Regions from separate parts of the Homo sapiens genome. Here region 2 is linked to region 1. Evidence: chromatin loops called from intact Hi-C (ENCODE). Cell type or tissue: Caco-2. All regions are shown on one strand.

Evidence for each region. A loop is a pair of places that touch in the nucleus more often than their neighbours do. Peaks named below come from ENCODE experiments on the same cell type or tissue, not always from the same donor. Only the 100,000 strongest peaks of a DNase experiment are listed, where the experiment ranks them.
Region 2: a loop joins it to region 1, with 7 times the contacts of the local background. A loop is called at or near these places in 32 of 110 quality-filtered maps.

The regions. Positions count from the first base shown.
Region 1 is chrX:107,774,141-107,782,140 of GRCh38, forward strand. TSC22D3 (TSC22 domain family member 3) reads right to left here and starts at 1,647. Exons shown (of 3, transcript NM_198057.3): 1 at 960-1,647. The coding sequence starts at 1,279. It overlaps NCBP2L (nuclear cap binding protein subunit 2 like), which reads left to right and starts at 3,593. Exons shown (of 2, transcript NM_001348372.2): 1 at 3,593-3,718. RefSeq lists enhancers at 416-993, 994-1,570, 1,847-1,896 and silencers at 1,659-1,953, 1,927-1,986. In Caco-2, a CTCF peak has its summit at 3,219 (motif pointing left); DNase peaks (open chromatin) are centred at 1,771 and 3,221; H3K4me3 peaks cover 933 bases.
Region 2 is chrX:107,890,894-107,898,893 of GRCh38, forward strand. The region is part of intron 3 of MID2 (midline 2); the gene reads left to right. LOC101928335 (a long non-coding RNA gene) reads right to left here. Exons shown (of 4, transcript NR_110395.1): 4 at 3,704-5,467. Among named protein-coding and RNA genes, the nearest start is that of MID2, 69 kb to the left of the region's middle. RefSeq lists an enhancer at 3,275-3,324. In Caco-2, a CTCF peak has its summit at 3,399 (motif pointing left); no DNase peak of the experiment used is centred here.

The DNA of each region.
Region 1 (8,000 bases):
ACTCACACACACATGTTGGTGCCCTATCCTGATGGCGCTAAGGACACTAAATCCATGGCTGGGTTTCCTGATGTTGTCTGCCCTGCCTCTAAATTGCCTCAGTTGTTCCCAGAGACTGGTTCTTGCCAGAGTGTCTCAAACTGAAGGACAGCAGCTGCCTTGGGTCTTCCCATTGTGTTTTTTCCCTCCCTTGTCCTCTCCTTGCCTCCCCAGCAGGATTTCTAGAAAGCTTGACCGGTACACCAATACACGCCTGCAACGACATGGATTCATCCGCCCTCCTGCCACACATAGTTCTTGAGGCACTCAAGATGTCCTAGGGTGCTCTCTGGGGTTGCGCTTAGCTTACATTTGAAATTTAACGCTGTGATCCATGGAGGAGGCGAATCCCTCCCATCCAGAGGCTCAAGAAATTCTCACAAGTCTCTGATTTTTAAAAATTTTCCCCTCCCCATCTCCCTCTCCTACCACCAGCAGTTTAATTTGTCTTGACATTTTGCTTGCCCTCACTGTCAGTCAGGGGCACTCAGTAATTTTAAAGCCCTTGTAGTTTCAATCTGATTTTGCACATTTGAGATGGGCTTTTGAGAAGGGTAGAACTTGGAACTCAAGAAGACCCCATGGCAGAATCTCCAAAGGGGCTATGGAAATGTATGCATTTGAGGAGCGGGTACTTTCAGCTACCTCCAAACCATCTGGGGTCTGCCCACCTTCTAGGCCCCAGCGTCCCCATCAGAAAGCCTTTGCAGGCAGCTTTCAGAATAGGGCTTGCACCTGCCAGTCCTCCCCTCAGCTCCGCGGTACTCCAGGCAACCTCAAGGTCCAGTCACTGTAGCCTGAGTCAGACCTCCCCAGTACCCCTCCTGAACTTCCTAGTTGCCCCTTTTGCCAGAGATGAGGGTGCAGCAGAGGCTGGTGGGAGCAAGGACCGAGTTGCCGCCGTGTGCCGAGCCACCCACCTGTGGAAGAAGAGCAGGATGGAGAGCATGGTCTGGTCGATGTTGCGGTTGCAGATGCCCTCGTTGATCAGGTAGCAGGGGTCCCGCAGCACCGGCTCTAGCGAATCCTGCCGCATTATGCTGTTGAGCTTGTCGGTATTGAGGTTCTCAAAGACCAGCTTTTCCTGCAGCTGCCGAAAGTTGCTCACTGTAGGGCTGCCCGGGTTGTTGTTCTCCCCGCTGCTGCCTCGCTGGAGCCCACTCCGATGGGCCAGGTCCAGGCAGCAGTTGCAGCAGTCGAGGCCGACAGGTGAGCGGCAATCGAGCTTGGACTGGGCCATCTTCTCAGGCTCGGAGGTCGCCTGGCCTGCGAGGTCAGGGGCGGCTGGCAGGTGCGCGCCCACCGAGCTGGCCTGAGGGGACTCCAGGGTGCCTGGAAAAGACAAGCTGTGAGGAAAAGAGTTGGAAATTAGCGCCTAAAGCCAGCCACCTTCGGCTCGGCCCCCTTCTGGCTGTACTGCTCCGGGTGCGAATAGAAACAGCTGGACAAACAGCTCCGAGCGGATCCTTCGGGCTCACTTCCTCCTCTTCCTCCTTCTCCTCCCCCTCCTCTTGAGGCCGGGGGCCGCCCCCCTGAGGTGCCACACGCGGCCCCAGCGCAGTCCCAAGTTTCCCAAGTGTGAGCGGGGATTGGGGCGGACCTGTGGAGGCAGGAAGGGCGGGCAGCAGGGCAGAGGGAGAGCCAGGGCGCGCCCTTGCTCCCTCCCTCCTTTGCTCCCTCCCTCCCCGGTTTGCAGGCTCTCAGGCTCTCGGGCTCCCCTGGGCTGTGACGGCTGAGCGGTGGCAGGAGCTGAGAGCGAGTGAGCTAGTTAGCGGTCTGCACGCCCGGGAGTCAGCACTGGGATATGACAGCATGTAAATTACCCTAGAGGGGACGGCGGAGAACGGTCCTCCGCCACTTCTCCGGCTGGCGGGCGGGGGCCCCGAGCGGCTGGATCCTGTCCCTCCACCCCTCGCCCCACCCCGCCCGCACCCTTGTGCCCTGGCATCCACGCTGCCGCTCGCACCCTCGCCCGCGCTCCTGGGAGCCGGCCCGGCTCTCACTCTCTCGGCGAGCCGGACGCTTCGGTTCAGGCTCTTTCAGCGCTCATGGCGCATCCTCCGCCAGAAATACGCACGCAGCCCACCCGGGCTGCCGTGCCCCCTCAGTGGCCCGGTCTCGCGGGGCTCGAGCTCGGCGTGAGGGCAAATGTCTCTAGTCTCACCTCGAATGGGTCCCCCTACAGAAGAGACGACGCCCTCGAGAGCCCCAAGTGTTGTAGCCTTAAACTGCCGCCCTCCAAAGCCCCCCTTTTTCTGGGGGGGGGGCGTGCAAGGAGAGCGGTTGCCTCTGCAGAGAGTCAGAGAGTGCCAGGCACACATTAGGAGTACCCAATAAATGCCGTAAGCAAAACTCAGAGAAGCACGCTCAAACTCTCCTCAGTTTCTGTCTCTTTCTGCTTACTTAACGATATCGTCACCTCCTTTCCCCAGCTCGCTGTGTCCTCTCTTCCCTGAACCCCTCAGAGGCAGTCTCTGTCCCGGTTTCCCTCTGCCCCTTCGCCGTCTCTCCTCAGTCCTCCCCTTCCTTCTCTCTGCTCTTCTGCTTCCACTCATTCCACTATTTCCCTTATTTTTTCTCTTTTCTTTACCCATTTCCTCTACTTTCTCCCCCATTTCCATTCTTTTACCTTTCTTTCCTTATTTCTTTTCTCCTTTTCTCTATTTCCTCATTTCCCCTTTCTCCCCTTTCCTCTTTTCTCTCATTTTTCTCTCCCCTACCCCCGCCATTTCCCTTATTTTCCCCTCATTTCTTACTTCAGCACCCCCTCTTTTTCCTCACTTCACTTACCTTCTCCTATTTCTCCAAATTTGTTGTCCTTCTCCTTTTCTGAACCTTACCTGCCACCTTAGTTGATCTCCGTCTGTCGTTACCCTTTCAATAGATGTAGCGATTGCATGTTCACAGGCCTGAGGGGCGTGCCCCAGCTCTGTAAGATGGAGGGATGTTCTGGGTGGGCAAGTGGTGGGTTTCCAGGGTTTCTCAGGACTCAGAGACTTGGAATACTTTAAATGTGTAGGATTAAATAACGATTAGTGTCTGAAAAAACTAAACTTTTCATGACGTTCAGTTTTCACGTAAAACTGACTTACATTTCAGTCAGTACTCCCCACCCCCGCATCGGCTCCTTCATTCACAAGTCTGGCCTTTGAAATAGAGCAGCATATACTGCCATCTAGTGTCCAAGACGTTGAACGTTCTCTGCCTGCGTCACAGAAGCTCGGAGAGGCACCAGAGGTACCTCCTGGTGGAATCCACAGTGCGTTGGTTCCAAGAGTAGCAGGGAAGAAGTGTAGGAGGCGGAGCTGCTACACTAAGAGAGTTCTGTGGCCAAGCTAATAGGCAGGAACACGCTCCTACACTAAGAGAGCTCCAGCTAATAGGCAGGAACACCAATTAGGGCCAGAGCCGCCCTTTTTTCTAGTGGAGCTTCACTTGGCCTGAGTCCCTGCGGATTGGACTTCCATAGATTTGAAACTTCCTCCGGGTACCACAAGCATCAGGCCTGTGATTAAGAGCAAAGAGCGGCCAACTATTGTAACTCTTATTCCCAAGGCCCTGTGGGTCCTATATGTGCCCTGCAACTTGGGGAAAATGGAGGTGGGGTTGTGGTCTCTATGCTGTAGCAGCCGGAAAGCCAAAAACAAGCCGTACTTCTCGCTCTTGACAGGATCCCAAGGTCAGAGGTGAAAGAGGTGCTGGGGGTCACTGACCATACCTGCAAAACTGAGAGTATGGTCCTTTCGTTCTAACAGACTGCTGAGGAGTCTCTATTTCTCCTCTCAAAAGCAAACCCTTTAGATGTATTAATTTCCCTTTTTCTTCTTCTTCGCTTTTTTTTTTTTTAAATGTTCTTGGGTAAAAGCCAGAGGAGGTAGTAGAATATGAAATTTCATCTGCATTGTGTAGACTTATAGTCTACTAAATTGTTTTGTAATTACAGTGTTTATGTTTTTTCCTCTTGTTTATAATTATTTCATGTTAAACGTTATAGCAAAATATATTAGACCCATAAATGTTTATTTAAGTTGTGTTTTGTGAACTGCTGGGACTTTTGTTTCTATATTTGCCTGAGTCCTTTTATCTTTGTGCATAACCTTGGGATGAGGCCCTGGTAGAAGTATTTCCTTCTTGGCATTTGGCACCATTAAACTCAAGATTCTGTCCCCTTGACATTTCCCTTGTTGTAGTCCTTGCTCTCAAGCAGTATTGTTAATAATTCAGTACAGCTTTCCATACTATATCCAGGTTGATCAAGAGTAAATATAATTGAGATATAAAAAAACTACATAGTTCAGAGATAGAGTTCAGGAGCTGGTATGTATTTGCATACAAGTCCAGCTTGTATTGACATATTGCACACCTCCTCAGGAGAAGGCTGACTGGGCAGGGCCACCTTGGCTCCCTTCTGTGAAGCCTTGCTTTGCTGACATATATTGCGTTGGATGGAGAGACTCCAAGCAGCAAAACGTTTTGCATAAACTAAGAAAGCGGAGGGGGGCCCCCACTTCCAGACAGAGCTGGTAGCTTTCTGGGTGGAGCAGAAAGAGGGTATAAGGGGCATCTCTTTCTTGGATGAACTCATTCAACAGTCACTGTGTGCTTGTCCTGTGTCAGGTATAGTGTAAGTGGGGATTCAGAGGTAAACAAAACAGGACAAACTCCCAAAGACTTCATGGTCTAGCTGCAGAAACAGAGCTGCAGACAGACAAAAACAGTACAAATACTAAGTGGTAATGGAGGCCTGGTGTGTGTAGGGGGAATAGGGGGTGGCATGTCTTGGGTGTGGAGGAGGGGTTAGCTCTGGCAGAAGAGAAGGACAATCTAGGTAGAGAGACTAGAGAGACTAGTGAACAGAGGCTTGGGGCTGAGAACAGTGTGTATGCTGATATCCGGGTGTGGATTACAAAGCAGTTCAGTGTTACTGGAGAATAAAATGTGAGACATGGAAGCTGGTATAGTTATAGAAGTGCTTGTTATTAATGTAATAAATAACAATATATAGAAACAACTCTCATAACCATGGCAAGTTGAAAGTAATGATAATTGTAAACATATTTAAAGATACCTGTAGTAACAGTAATGTGACATAAAATTGTGATTTCTATTGGGGACAAAGTCACAGGTACCACTAACACTATCGTGATCTGTTCTCTGCATTTGTAGTTGAAGGAAATCTAAATTTTAGTTAGAGGTTGGTGAAAACAAAGATGTAATATTTTCCCATCTAAGTTAATTTATCCCCTGAATATTTATTTATTTACTTTTTTAGAACGAGTCTTGCTTTTGTTGCCCAGGCCAGACAATGGTGCGATTTTAACTCACTGCAACCTCCACCTCCCAGGTTCAAGCGATTCTCCTTCCTCAGCCTCCCAAGTAGCTGGGATTACGGGCATGTGCCACCACACAGGGCTAATTTTGTATTTTTAGTAGAGACAGGGTTTCGCCACATTGGCCAAGCTGGTTTGGAACCTCTGACCTCAGGTGATCCACCCGCTTCGGCCTCCTAAAGTGCTGGGATTACAGGCGTGAGCCACCGTGCCCAGCCTATCCCCTGAATTTTTTTTTTTTTTTTTTTTTTTTGAGACAGAGTCTCGCTCTGTCGCCCAGGCTGGAGTGCAGTGGTGCGATCTTGGCTCATGCAAGCTCCACCTCCCGGGTTCACGCCATTCTCCTGCCTCAGCCTCCCGAGTAGCTGGGACTACAGGTGCCTGCTACCACGCCCGGCTAATTTTTTTGTATTTTTAGTAGAGACGAGGTTTCACCATGTTAGCGAGGATGGTCTTGATCTCCTGACCTCGTGATCCGCCCGTCTCGGCCTCCCAAAGTGCTGGGATTACAGGCGTGAGCCACCGCGCCCAGCCTCCCCTGAATTTTTAGGGGTCCCTGTTCTAAGGCCAGGTGCTGTGGCCCATGCCTATAATCCCAGCACTTTGAGAGGCCGGGGTGGGCGGATCCCTTGAGGCCAGGATTTCAAGACCAGCCTGGGCCACACGGCAAAACACTATCTCTACAAAAAGTACAAAAATTCCCTGGGCATGCTAGCGTGCATCTGTAGTCCCAGCTACGCAGGGAGGATCACCTGAGCCCGGGTAGGTTGAGACTGCAGTGAGCCATTATTGCTCCACTGCACTCCAGCCTGGGAGAAGAGTTCTAGACCAACCTCCTTATATATATTAATAACAATATTAGATGAATGAGTCTTTACTATATGCCAAGCACTGTGCTAAAACCTTTATAGTCATTTTCTACTGATTCATCATCACAAGCCTGTGAGGCAGCCTTGTTTTCATAGCTCTCGGAGACATGGAATTGTTTTCTAAGGTTACACAGCTGGCAAGGGGCAGAAATGGGACTTGACCCTGAGTCAGTGTCACTTAAGCCCCACCCAAACTTCAGGCCTTGGATCTGCACCAGGATGGCTACATTAGAATCACCTGGGAAGTTCACTTTTTTTTTTTTTTTTTTTTGACAGAGTCTTGCTTGGTCACCAAGGCTGGAGTGCAGTGCCACAATCTCGGCTCACTGCAACCTCTGCCTCCCGGGTTCGAGCGATTCTTGTGCTTCAGCCTCCCGAGTAGCTGGGATTACAGACACATGCCACCATGCAGGGCTCATTTTTGTATTTTTAGTAGAGACGGGGTTGCTCCATGTTGCCCAGGCTGGTCTTGAACTCCTGAGCTTAAGATCCACCCGTCTTGGCCTCCCGAAGTTCTGGGATTACAGGAGCCACCAAGCCCGGCCTTATTATTATTATAATTATTGAGACAGGGTCTTGCTCTGTTGCCCAGAGCTGGAGTGCAGTGGTACAATCTCAGCTCACTACAGTCTCGACCTCCTGGGCTCCAGGGGTCCTCCTGCCTCAGCCTTCTGAGTAGCTGGGACTGCAAGGGTGTGCTACCACGCCCAGCTAAATTTTGTAGAGACGAGGTCTCGCCATTTTGCCCAGGCTGGTCTCAAACTCCTGGCTCAAGCAATCTGCCTGCCTTGGGCTTCCCATAGTGCTGGGATTACAGGCATGAGCCATGAAGGCCGGCTTTTTTTTTTTTTTTTTTGGACAGTATTTGGCTCTGCCGCCCAGGCTGGGGTGCAGTGGCACGATCTCGGCTCACTGCAGCCTTGGCCTGCCTGCCTGCCTGAAGGGGTCCTCCCAACTCAGCCTTCTGAGTAGCTGGGACTACAGGCGTGCAATCTCTCCTCACTGCTACCTCCGCCTCCCGGGTTCAAGCGATCCTCTCATCTCAGTGTCCCGAGTAGCTGGGACTACAGGTGAGTACCACCACGCCCGGCTAATTTTTTTTTTTTTTTTTTTTTGTGGAGATGGGGCTTTATCATGTTGCTCAGGCAGGTTTTGAACTCCTGAGCTCAAGCAATCCGCCTGCCTTGGCCTCCCAAGGTGCTGGGATTACAGGCGTGAGCCACCACACCCAGCCTGGGATCCATCTATCATTCTATCTATCTATCTATCTATCATCTATCTATCTATCTATCTATCTATCTCTCTCTCTCTCTCTATATATATATATATATAGATCTATAGATATCTATAGATCTATATATAGATATCTATATATAGATCTATAGATATCTATATATATAGATCTATAGATATCTATATTTATATATAGATATCTAGATATCTATATATAGAGAGATATATATATTTATATATATATATTTTTTTCTTTGAGACGGAGTCTCGCTCTGTCTAATTTTGGTATTTTTAGTAGAGACAGGGTTTCACCATGTTGGCCAGGCTAGTCTCAATCTCCTGACCTGAGGTGATCTGCCCACCTCGGCTTCCCAAAGTGCTGGGATTACAGGTGTGAGCCACTGCACTGGGCAGAGATCTATACTTTTAAAAGATCCCCAGATGATTCTTAAAGGTAGCCAGGTTTGGGAGCTTTAATGTTCTCAACCACAAACTTTTTGTTTTTATTTTACATTTTAATTGAAATTGT
Region 2 (8,000 bases), 120 kb after region 1:
TGTGGGATTAGGTCCCTCTGAGCCAGGCGCAGGATATAATCTGGTGTGCCGTTTGCTAAGACCATTGGAAAAGCACAGTGTTAGGGTGGGAGTGACCCAGTTTTCCAGGTGCTGTCTCTCACCCGTTTCTTTGACTAGGAAAGGGAATTCCCTGACCCCTTGAGCTTCCTGGGTGAGGCGATGCCTCACCCTGCTTCGGCTCACGCTCGGTGCGCTGCACCCACTGTCCTGCACCCTCTTTCTGAGACTCCCCAGTGAGATGAACCCAGTACCTCAGTTGGAAATGCAGAAATCACCCGTCTTCTGCGTCACACACGCTGGGAGCTGTAGACTGGAGCTGTTCCTATTCGGCCATCTTGGCTCCATCCTCCTGTTTGTTTTATACCTTTTTTTTTTTTTTTTTTTGAGAAAGAGTCTCACCTTGTCACCCAGGCTGGAATGCAGTGGCGCAATCTCAGCTCATTGCAACCTCCGCCTCTCAGGTTCAAGTGATTCTCCTGCCTCAGACTCCCGAGTAGCTGAGATTACAGGCATGCGCCACCATGCCTGGCTATTTTTTGTATTTTTAATAAAGATAGGGTTTCACCATGTTGGTCAGGCTGAGCCTAAAACAGACCTCAAGTGATCTGCCCGCCTTAGCCTCCCAAAGTGCTGGGATTACAGGTGTGAACCACTGCGCCCAGCCCATCCTAATCAGGGCCTCTGACCCCCTTGGGGTTTTCCCCGTAGAAACCCCTTTGTTTATTTCTTGACTCACAAGGTAGTTGAGACCTCTGGAAATATGTTCTCAAGACCTCTTTGTTGCCCAGTCACAGAGTTCAGCGTTGGTTATTATTCTGAGGCTTCCCTTCCCTCTGATGCTTACAAACAGAATTCCTCTGGTCCTTGTCTTTCAGGCTCTTTCCTGGTACTTCCTATTTCTCTACTCCCTCAGCTTAGAAGCAACATAGGCTCTTCTTCAGCTATTTTCACTCTTCTACTTGGGCCCTTGCTTCTTCTGTTGGGCTGGAATCAGACTGTTTTCTGTCTGCCTGGAATCAGATTTTTTCCCTTTTGTCATCCAGAGTTCCCTGTCTCAGAAAGAATGACCTCTTTCTCATAACAATGCCCTTTTCGACCTTAGCTATGAGAGTTCAAATTTCCCTGGCCCTCCCAGTAGAAATTCCTTGCTCTGTATATATACAGGGAGTATCACGATGGTGAATCCATCCCTCAGAAACAAATGTCTTGGGAGGAGTGCTTATGTCAGACTTGAGTACAGAGAGTGGCTAAATGCTCCCCACAATCTGATCTGAGACTTAAGAAGGCGGAAACATTCACTGGCTTGCTTTGTTCTCCTCCCTTTCCATAATTCCTTGGTTGTGAAGGCAGTGAAAAGGATGGCCTTGGAAAAAGCCCTAGACTAGAAATCAGGAAACCTGGGTTCTGCTGCTGGCTCTGTCACCCACTAGTCACATGAACTTGGGTGGAACAGCCTGTGCAAACCTCTATTAGACTGCTTGCTCTTCCATGAAGGAATTTCTTGGTTACAGGCTGTTTCCTTGGTTGGACTAGAAGCTTCCTGAAGGTAGCAGCCATGGCCATGCCACAATCATTTTGGAAACTGCAGTTTCTAACTGGTCTCTCTGGCCCATCCTGTTCCCCTCCTATCCATTTTCCACATTGCTGTGGAAATGAACTTGTAAAATGCAAAACCTGTCATGTCACTCCCTACCACAAACCCTTTAATGGTTCCCCCACTGCCTTTAAAACCCATTATGATCTGGCCCCTACCTACCTCTCTAGCATGGTCTCCCAGACCTTTTTGCTGTCTTCGTCTTCTCTGCTGTGAATCTCCCCTTCCTCTAGCTAACTCTCATTCATTCCTTAAAAATATCACATCCTTAGGAAGCCTTCCTTGACCATCTAAGCTCCCCACTTGACAACTGTTGGTTAAATCCCCATCTTATAAGCACCCAAAGATTATCCTTTTTACGTGATAAACCTCTTTTGTAGCACTCCTCAAACAGGTAACTGCTCAGTATCTGCTTCCCTGCTCATTATAAGATTCACGAGATGATGGCAGAGGCCTTATCTATCTCGTGTATTGCTAAGTGCTTACTAAAATGCCTAGCACATAATAACAGTAAAATTTGTTCAATGGTAATATGAAATGACCTGTAATGTATCCACATAAATGAGTGTTGACTGCTTCAAGAATTGGGTGTATCCTCCATGGTAAGAGTGATGTCTGTCTATAATCTTTCATGTTCTTACGGCTTTCTGAAAAACAGTGCTATTATTGAAATATCTCCCATAAACATTATAAAACAGTAAAACAGTTAATGTCCTTTTGATCCTATAATGTAGTATTACACAGATCTTCTCACTTCGTGTAAAAAACACAGTCTTTGTCAGTGCTTCTTTTTACTGCTAGACTATGAAACTATGAATTTTGCTTATTAGCTGAAATATTACTAGAATGTTTTTATTTTGTTAATATCTCAGGTTAACAGTCTGCTATTTGATTCTTTAACCTGTCTTGAAAAGGCATGTATATGTCTCATTATTACTTAAAGAAATCGGGTAGCTGATTTGAGAATATACCATTATGTTAACTTTTTAGTTGATTCTATTTTTAACATGAAAATAAACAAGTCAATTTAAAACTTTTAAAAAGGAACGATTAAGTAGATATATTTTATCTTGTTTTTGGAGGAATGTCAATATTGTGAAGCACTTTTCCAAGTCCTTTTAAGCAGAATATGAGTTGACTTATTAATAGTAATATGCTCACTGGGAGACAGTAAGTGGAAAGAAAAGTGATAGACTTGAGTCTGTCTGGCTCTGTTTTATAAGCTGCGTACACTGAACCTCATTTTATTCATCTAAAAAATAGGATGATAGTATGTACTTTGAAGAGTTATTCTGAAAGTTGAAAATAATATAAAGTACTAGCACATCTAATGATGTCCTTTTGCCATCTGTACTTTATATGCTGTTCATTCATTCCAAAAATATTTAAGCGCATTTCTGCATTGGGCCAGGCACTGGCAACATAATGGTGGACGTCGCACCTGTCTTCACAGAACTTACACTCCTTCGATTTTCCATCTGTAGGAGTACTGCTCAGCTCAGCCTTCACCTCCTTTAAGAAGCCATCACCCATGCTCTAAGCCTCATTCCCTGCCTCCCTCATCTGGTTCAGGTGTTCCTCCTCTGTGTCTTCAGGGTAACCTGTGCATACTTTCATCATAGCACTTCTATATACCGATTTGTCTCCCCACCAGACTAAGCTCTCAGGCCGAGTATGGTGTCCTATCCTTTTTTTTTTTATACCCAGCACATGGCTTGGTACACGAATAGGTACCGAGAAAGGATATTTGGATAAACATTGCCATCTGGTGGCCAGATGTTGTAAGTACAATCTTTTATGCATCATAAGGGTGAGTAAAGCCCAGGTGAGTAAAGCACCTAGGAAAGGCAACTTTTTATTTATTTTAACACAGGGAAAGGAAATATTTCAGAATATGTGGTCTCCTAGAATCTCCTAGGTCTCCTAGAGGTGTTGTTATTCCAACGTCTCTCCAAATCTTTCATAATTCAGAAAACAATATTTAAATGACACAACAGATAAAACTATTTTGAGTGTGCAAAAATAAAATGAAAGAGAAATTTGTCTCATGTAATAAAGAAATGTAACATAGTATACAATACCTTTTTTCATAATACCTTTATTTCAATGCCTACACACATTCATTCATTCAACAAATATTTACTGAGCATTTACTGTGTGACAAGCACTATTCTAGGTGTTAGGGATACAGTGAACAAAAAGTGCTTAAACTTAAGGAGCTTACATTCTAATGGGAGGAGACACACAATAAACAAACATATTTTTATTAGGGATTATAAGTATTACGGATAAAAATAAACTAGGTTACAGAGTGGGGTGAGTGTGTGTGTGTGTGTGTGTGTGTGTGTGTGTGTGTGAAAGAGAGAGAGAGAGAGAGAACGCCAGTTGAGCAAAGGCCTGAAGATATATTAGAACTTCAGAAAACTACAGAAATGTTGGTTGACCAGGCCTGCCTAAAACATTATGGGACTTCTAGAGAGTTTTCTTTCTTTTTTCTTTTTAAAAATAAGTTTAATCTTACATAAAAGTTGCTAAAATAATACAGAGAGTTCCCACATACATTTAACTAACCTTCTCTAATGTTAACATCTTACATAACCACACAACTATCAGAACTAGGAAACTGTCATTGGTACAATAATTCTATTGAGCAAACTATAGACCTCATTTGATTTTTACCAGCTTTTGCATGCACTCAACTTTTTTTGGGGGGGGGGTGGATAGTTCTATTAATCTTATCACATTTATAGATTCTTGTAATCACCACTGTAATTAGGACATTATTGTTTTATCATCCCCCCAAAACTCATTTGTGCTACTTCTTTATAGGCACATCTGTCCCCCAGCAACCACTGATATGTTCATCATTACTATAATTTTCTCATTTCTAGAATGTTATGTAAATGGAATCATATAGTATGTAAAATACTGTGATTTGCTATGTCACTCATCATAATGGCCCTGAGAGCCACTGAATTTGTTGTGTACATCAATAGTTTTTTATTTTTTATTACTAAGTAGTATTCTACTATGTGAATATTCTACAATTTGTTTATATGTGCCCACGGTGAAGAGCATTTCAGTTGTTTCCAGTTTTTTGCTAATAGAAACAAAGCTGTTATGACCATTCGTGTAAGGTTTTTGTGTGGACATAAATGTTCATATTTCTAGGGTAAATACACAAGGATGAGAGCTAGAGAGTTTTATTTCTTCAGAGGGATTTATAAGCAAGTGCCATGCTTTACAAAACAAGCAGTAGATTGGAAAGAACACTGGATAGGACTCAGAAGATCTGGCTCAAGCCTTGCCCTGTCATTTAGTAGCAATGTGATGCTGGATAAGCCTCTCCCCTCTCTAGGCCCCATATTTCTGTCTCTTAAGTGATGGAGTAGGAATCGATTATTTCTTCAGTCTTTTTAAGATCTAATTACATGGTTCTGACGAGATAGAAAGGAGGTTTCTGCCTCATTTCACAAAAAATTTTATAGCTATGTACATAAAATACCAGATGAAAAACATAGGTTATATCTCCCACCTTTTTCTTCCATGTTCCAAACAGTTACTTGGTGGCTTACACCTGTAATCCTAGCACTTTAGGAGGCCGAAGGTGGATGGATCGCTTGAGGTCAGGTGTTCGAGACCAGCCTGGCCAACATGATGAAACCCATCTCTACTAAAAATACAAAAATTAGCCGGGAATGGTGGCGCATGCCTATAGTCCCAGCTACTCGGCGGGGTTGGGGGGGTTTGGGGGCTGAGGCTGGAGAATCACTTGAACTTGGGAGGTGGAGGTTGAATTGAGCCGAGATCATGCCACTGCACTCCAGCCTGGACAACAGAGCAAGACTCCGTCTAAAAAAATAAAAAATAAACAGTTACTTTGCTTACAAAGAGAATATGGGGGAGACAGTAACTAAGCCTAAGGCTATAAAGGTTTGGTTGTCTGTTCCCTGAGGAGAAAGGACTCCAAAATCAACACAGAATGGCCACATGGCATAATGCCATTCCTAAGGCATGTATATGAAGCAGATTGTCCTCACGCTCTGTCTCCATTATTTTTATTAGTTAGACATAGAGTAAAGTACATACAAAATATATGTGTGTATATATATGTGTGTGAACTGTCTATGCTTTTAAAATATGTTGTATTATGCATTTCTATACAGGTACTATTTTTTTTCAAAAGTCAGGAAGGAAATACACAAAATATTTGCAATGGTTAACTCTAGAGATTGTGATTGTCGTGAGAGGCAACTCTAAAGGAAAAAGAAGTATATGTTTGTGAGCACAGCCTCTCTCTCTCTCACACACACACACACACACGCACGCATACACACAGTGGTTAAAACCATAGACATGAGCCAGACTGCCTGGGTGCAAATCCTGGCTCTGATATTTACTAGTTATATGACCTTGGGCAAGTTACATAACCTCTATGTTTTCTCGGTTTCTTCTATAGAATGGGAATGGTAATAATAGTACCTACCTTATGGGGTTAATGGGAAAAGTAAACAAGTGAAAATACATGAAGCAATTAGAATAGTGCCTAACATGTGGTTAGCACTATAAAAGTATTAACTCTTATGTACTCCTCCCACAAGCAGATAGAAAACTTTTCTGTCAGTCATTGTCTATCTGAAGGCCTCACGTAGCATGAGTCCCTGAGCCCAATTCACTACGATAGTTATACTTCTAGAAATGGCTTGGCTGCCACCTCCCCATCCACACTACTTTTCTAACTTTAACAGCCAATCTCCCAGCTACCTCTACTCTCCTAATCCCTCACCCCTTCCCTGGCCAAAAAAATTACACACTGAAGCTGTAGATTCCTTAACTATGTCTCAGTATTTTTTTTGCTTGCTAAACTGTAGTTACTCCAGTACAGGTGACTAAAAATTCTATTAATAATTTCATTTATTTCTTGCTCCTTTAAGTGACCACCCTCCCTCAAATCTAAAGAAACAGGTATAACCAATTTTTTTTAAATCCCTGCTTCATTTAGTCATACTTACGTAAAGCTGGAAGGACCATCTTTGAAATGTTGCAGTGTTTACCTTTAGAAAACAAAAAAGAAGATTGTCTCTTCTTCCTCTTCCTTTTGTACATTTGAAACTTCCTGATATAACAGGGCTATAGTGCTGGTGGTGATCATGATGCTAGTGCTAGTGGTAGTGATGTGTGTGTATGTGTGTGCGTGTGAGAGAGTGTGAGGGTGGGAGGAGAGAGGGAGAAGGATCCTTAAAGTGTGATCTGGGTTAACACTTTAGCTTTGATGCTGCCACAGCAAATGCTATGTCTGTTCATAAACATTGTGTTTTCTTAAATGCATCATTTTAAGAAAGTAATGAATTCTTTGCAGCTCAGTAAGGTGACAAGGCTGTTCATAATAATTTCTTGATAATTCATCAGATGTCCAATTTACCTCTCACTTTTCCTTCTCATCTCCTTTGCACAGAAAGTGACTGCTTATTAAATAAAGCCAAACTCAGCCTCTTTTTTCTGTTATGGAGTCTCAGAAGGTGGGATAGTGATCACCTGAGTGGTCCTGGGCAATAATGGGAAGTGGGAAGTTTGTTGTGTCCCCCTCCCAGTTCTTCATGTACTGTGTCTGCCTTCTCTCTTCACCTTGCTCTCAACTAAGATGTCAATTAACAATTCTTAAGGTGTTACTATAATGCTAAGATCCTGACATTTTTATCCAAGTACTTTCAGAGACTCAAAATGACAGCACAGCTCTCCATAATATATCTCCAACCCTTGTTTCTAGCCTTGTTTGCCTCCATTACATCTGTCAGGCTGATCTGCTTTAACCAAGCACGTTTTCTATTTTTCTGCTTATGCTTTTGCTCATGCTATTCATGTAATTCATTCTGCCTAAACTTGTCTCCCCTTAAGCTCCATTTCTAGCTGCCCAAGTCTTGCTCATCCTTGAAGACCAGCTCAGCTACATGAAACTTTATCTAATCCTCTGATTGTCCTTTTCCAAATTTTCTCTTTCCTATGATCTCATACACCTTTAATTGTATTCTATTATATTACTTGTTTTGCTGGTCTTTAAATTATAATTAGTTGTATTCACACTCATAGTCTCTACTAGACTGTAAGTGCCTTGAAGGCAGAAGCTGAGTCATTTTCATCGTTATATCCCACTCAGGGAAACCCAGCACTATGCTGGATACATGTGGGATATACTGTGGTATGTGGGAGACACTCAATAAATGTTTGTTGAAATAAAAACTTCCCCAAATGAACTTTAATGCCAAAATTTCACAATATTCTGGTGAAAGGGAGATCTATTTGGGCAGAAGATTTCAGAGAATAAACTAGGCTGGCATTTACTGTGTAGAGTGGAGAGCACTGAGACGGAGAAGCCAGTGAGGAATTC